Regions from separate parts of the Homo sapiens genome. Here region 1 is linked to region 2. Evidence: chromatin loops called from intact Hi-C (ENCODE). Cell type or tissue: PC-3. All regions are shown on one strand.

The links. Peaks named below come from ENCODE experiments on the same cell type or tissue, not always from the same donor. Only the 100,000 strongest peaks of a DNase experiment are listed, where the experiment ranks them.
Region 1: it touches region 2 in a loop (6-fold over the local background); 13 of 110 quality-filtered maps call a loop at or near these places.

The regions. Positions count from the first base shown.
Region 1 is chr18:55,342,591-55,345,090 of GRCh38, forward strand. All of the region lies in intron 8 of TCF4 (transcription factor 4), which reads right to left. Among named protein-coding and RNA genes, the nearest start is that of TCF4-AS1, 110 kb to the right of the region's middle. In PC-3, a CTCF peak has its summit at 1,048; no DNase peak of the experiment used is centred here.
Region 2 is chr18:55,233,623-55,236,122 of GRCh38, forward strand. It overlaps TCF4 (transcription factor 4), which reads right to left. Exons shown (of 20, transcript NM_001083962.2): 16 at 926-1,061. Among named protein-coding and RNA genes, the nearest start is that of LINC01929, 110 kb to the left of the region's middle. RefSeq lists an enhancer at 1,036-1,330. In PC-3, a CTCF peak has its summit at 1,191 (motif pointing right); a DNase peak (open chromatin) is centred at 1,209; H3K4me3 peaks cover 857 bases.

The sequences.
Region 1 (2,500 bases), 110 kb after region 2:
ATTTCAGCTTTAGTAGTAACGCAAAATGAGCTAAACACTGCTGCCTCCTTAGACAATTTTTTTCTTATCCTTTAACGTCTTGAGTTATTAAACTTTCTTAAGCTAGAGCTCCAGTTTTTATACTCCACTTGTTATTAAATTATTTTGTACTTCAAGTTCGTTTCATAAAAAGCAAGCCAGAAAATATTATTGTACTGTGTTAATGTACCTGAGCACCTGTGAAACAACCCAATTCTCCAAACAGGGTTACTTGAAAACATTAATGCTAAGAATCTGCCACCTACTTGAAACTGCTTTCTCATAGCAGCTAATGATATAATGATATACTGTGCCAATCGGTAGAATGAAAGACATTACAATATTATTATAAGCGTAATTCAGGAGGCATATTTAGAATGATATGGGCCATGGAGGGAGGAGGCTCCTGTAGACACTTAGGTATTCTTTCTCAGATGCCATCAAAATAATTGTTCCAAAGTAGCATTTTCCTAAAATCCCTAATGGTAACAGTGACACTTTTTGTATGTGTATGTGACGAATGACACCAGTTTTCATGATTAAATGTACTTGCAAAGGTCATTTTTATGAGAAAATATAAGTCTTTCTAATATGGCTCCATGTTTCACAAAGGAAATGCCCTTTAATCACTGCCAACATATGGCAACACACTGAGAAATTTTCTTTACAGTTTGCTATGAAGAGAGCTTCACTACGAAATGTTCCTATTTCCTGCTCTACGGAATAATCAAAATAAATTTAGTGAAATTTAACACACACACAGTTCCTCTTCTTATTACTCTGGAAGTAAGCACTTATATATCAAGTTTCATCCCTAGTGGCTTATTTATGATTAATTCCTCAGATGACAAAGTCAGACAAGAGACAAGAGTGGGTGTCACTAAACCACTTAAGTAGAATTCTTAAAATGTTCCTTTCAAAATACAACTTGCACATTCTTTCAGAAGTGAAATCTATCCATCTCACCAAATCATAAAGCATCTTTATTTTCAACCCTGAAATTTTACAAAATGCAGAAACTTCTGCACTACCTTAACTTCTCTGAAGAGGGAGTATATGCTCAAGTAAAGCATCAAACTCCTCAAATAGCTCTACACCTATGCAGCAGCTGCAACTTAAAAAAGAATCACTCACATGCTGCTGTTTCCAGATAAAATAATTAAGTATTTAAAACTATAAGTTTTGCACCACATTGTATAAAAGCTCCTATTCCTTTAAAAGAAGCACACTCATACACATGGGTGCACACACACACGCGTGCACACACACATCCGGGGATAGTAGAAATTGATCAAGGCTGAAAATCCTGTGCTATTGCTTTGAGGTGCAATTTTATGTTCAGTTTAATAATCCAGTGCAGTTATGTAAAAAATCAAACAAAAGCCAAGACAAAGCAAGTGTCTGTCAACAGCCTGACAAGTATGGATTCTGCCTTAAGAAAATACAACTTTGACAATTCTTGAAGAGACTCCTTATTCTTTTAGGATTACTGCCACATCTTCTAAGAGAATCTTATTTAGCCCTCCAATTCCTGATTCATTACTTTCAATGAAAACCTTTAGAATTATTCAAAACCAAGAAAACATAGAAAATGCAGAAATTGTCAGTGATCTGGAAAAAAGGAGAACATTTTGCTATGTTAGCAAATAAAACTATTTCAATCAATTAAATTTTAAAAGTTAAAAAATGGTATTCAATCAAATTATCAAGGCATTTATCTACATTATTTCGTAAATATAAATTCACAGTTAAGCTGGATGCCATAGAAAAAGGTTTTATTTTCAAAATACATGCAAGCCCTGTTATAATTCTCTCTGGGTAAAGCAGCCCTGCAGTGGTTTCCTACACTTCTCAGTAATTTAAACCACTCTCGAGTCCAAAACTTCACACCAAAATATACTCTTCAGTGAAAATGATAAAGTTCAAAATAGCAGTTCCCAGAAATGTATTTCTCTTTTCTCAACAAGTCCAGTTTTACACTAAATGCTATTATTGTTTATGTTAGCAGCTGCTAACATCTTAACGAAAGTCCTGATAAATCTTAGCATGCAAAATACTATTTTGAATACTTGATTAAAAATAAAAACACATTGGAGAGTAGGAAGATACATCAGGCACCACTCCTTAGAAGAGATCACTGAGTAGAAAAATGGGGTGCTGCTGGCCAGGAAGGCTTCTTTCTGGGGGAAGGAATGAACTGGTGGTGTTTTGTTTGAGTGTTTGGGGCATACAACCTTTTTGTTTGTAAAGATAAAGCAGGAATAGCTCAAAAATACACAAACCTTTCATCCACAGTTAACCTTCATGCTTGTCTTTTCCTTTATATTTCTTCTCTCTTTCTATCTAAAATATGCACACCAGAAGCCTTCTTTCTTAAAGGGTGCAGGATTGGGCTTCAAGGCAGAGAAGAGGAGGATAGTGGATGAAGGAGCTCATTATTCCAAAATTCCAAACAAAAATTCAGAAATCCTTGAGCAAACTT
Region 2 (2,500 bases):
CTGGCTAATGTGGTGAAACCCTGTCTCTACTAAAAATACGAAAAATAGCCAGGCATGGTGATGCATGTCTGTAATCCTAGCTACCCCCTGGGAGGCTGAGGCAGGAGAATCGCTTGAACCTGGGAGGTGGAGGTTGCAGTGAGCTGAGATCGCACCACTGTACTCCAGCCTGGGCGACAGAGTGAGGCTCTGTCAAAAAAAAAAAAAAAAAAAGTCCATAAAATGATTATTATTCATAAAAAATGGGCAGACATACCCATACATATAATTGACACTCAGATCTGTACAATGTTGAACAGCTGAAAAAATGCCCACATGTATTCCTGTGGCAATGTTATCATTTTTATATTAAATGTGAAGGGACTGAGAAGATGTTATCTAAGCGACTCCTAGTCAGCTGGCCAGCAATAGCCCAACTTCCTGGGGTCATGAAAAGCCGCTCGTAATCACCGGTATGAGGCAATCATTAGAGGGCTAGATGACTCAAGAGCGAAAATCATGCAACCAAGCTCCATTTTTTAAATGCACCTATATTTCCTTCCATCTTAAACAACAAAAACAATTTCCTTCCTTCCTATTCATTTGGAAATATCATTTTCAGGCCACAACTAACCACATTAGAGGACCTGAATGAGAAAAATGTGGAAATAGCTAAAATAAAATTTCCTCTCATCAGTCTGTGGCCTCATTCCCTGCTGATATAGGACCAGGATTTCAGAGGATGTTTGAGGAAAACAGTCCCTGGAGAAACACAATTAGCGGGCGAAGTTCTAAATACTTTGCCATTTCCTTACCATTTTTGTGCCCAATTTGATTCCTGGGTTTCTGCCAGTGCTTCTTGAGGGATGAACACCAAGAGGCTGGGTATCAACACTGGTCCTATTGTGAAAGTGAGGTCAGAAGTGCCCTGGTGAGGCCAACCTACCTCTGTAAGGGTCCTGGGGTGGGTTCAGGTCAGGGGAAGTCGCAGACTGGACAGGAAGCTGTGGAACCGGAACCTGGTTTGGCAGAAGAGAATGGCTGCCTCTCAGGGCCACGCCATCTTCACGATGGGTCCCCACCTGAAAGGGCGAGAGGAACCAGAGAGGTGAGCAGGAACCGGAGGTGCGACAGCTATTTCCAGAGGCCAAGAGGACCTGATGAAGGCTGGCTTTTCAAAAACCATACTCCCAAACGCGTTTCACTAGAGGGCGCTGAAGGACCGCACATGCACCTATAGTTCCCGGCGAAAACACTTAACACTCAGTAAGATGCCGTGCTGTACATTCAGTGACAAATATGGCAGAGTAGCTCAGGCAGGTAAAACGTCAAATTGCCTCCCAGGGTGCTGCAGTGGAGCGCACTGATTCGTACCCATCTGTCTTCTATCATGTCCGCCAACAGATCTGACAATTATCTTAATGCCCATATGCTTAATTGTGAGCTTCTCAATTCCCCCATTGCTATCGGAAATCCTACAGGAATTTCAATTTGGCATTCGACTTTCATTTCAGGGGATAAGATTCTCAGGCCTGCCATTTTTTTTTTTCCATAATGCCAGCTAAGCCTCTGACAGCGGAAGCTACAGCAGTATGGGACACAGCCTCTGCTTGGTACAAATATAATAAAATGTCACCTGGCTTTCCAAAACTGGCAGCCCATTCCAAATTAATGTTTACTGTATTTCATCAGCTGCTGAGTTCCAAATCCAAAGGGGGATGGTTTCTGCCAATGCCACCACACCGGAAAATGTACCAATAAAGGTTTTATTAAACACACCAGTAATGCCATCATTGCCATGCAAGGAAGGATGTTTGGACATTTTTCCATTTTTTTCCTCACTATTCTGACCCTAGAAAGACACCATATTGTAAATACTCTTTATGCTTCCAAGAATAAAATTATAGAGTACAGCATGATTACTTCATTAAAAAAATACTGCTGAGCTTTTTATTAACTACTACTATCGACTCTGGGGTCCAGAGACATTGAACTTGTGGCACTGAGACAGCAACTGCCTACTTCATAGCACATGCCTTCAAGCGAAAACATGAAGCATTTGTCAACTAAGAGGACAATCAGTAGTTCACATTTTCTTTTCTATTTCCAAGTATTTTCTTAGCCTATGGTTAAGTGAGCATTTACACAGGACGGTGGGTCTAAAACACAAAAAATTAACCATACATTTATACTGCTATGAATCAGGTTTATTTTTTTTTCCAGTCAAAAATATGAAACCAGAAAGGAGAATCATCACTCTTGTGTTACCAATATATTTTAAAAGGGTATTTCCAAAGAATGCATCAACAATAAGTATCTGAACCAACAACAAATTCACAGGACCTAATAAGCACATGCTATTTAAAGGCAGCCATGTATTAAGTATCACCTATAATATTTTGCTTTTTACTGAAAATATATTTAAGTAATTGATCCTGAAGTATGCCATTTTTATATTCATGTGTGCATGTGTGTGTGTGTGTGTGTGTGTGTATGCACTCCAACTTTTTTTTAAATTTTG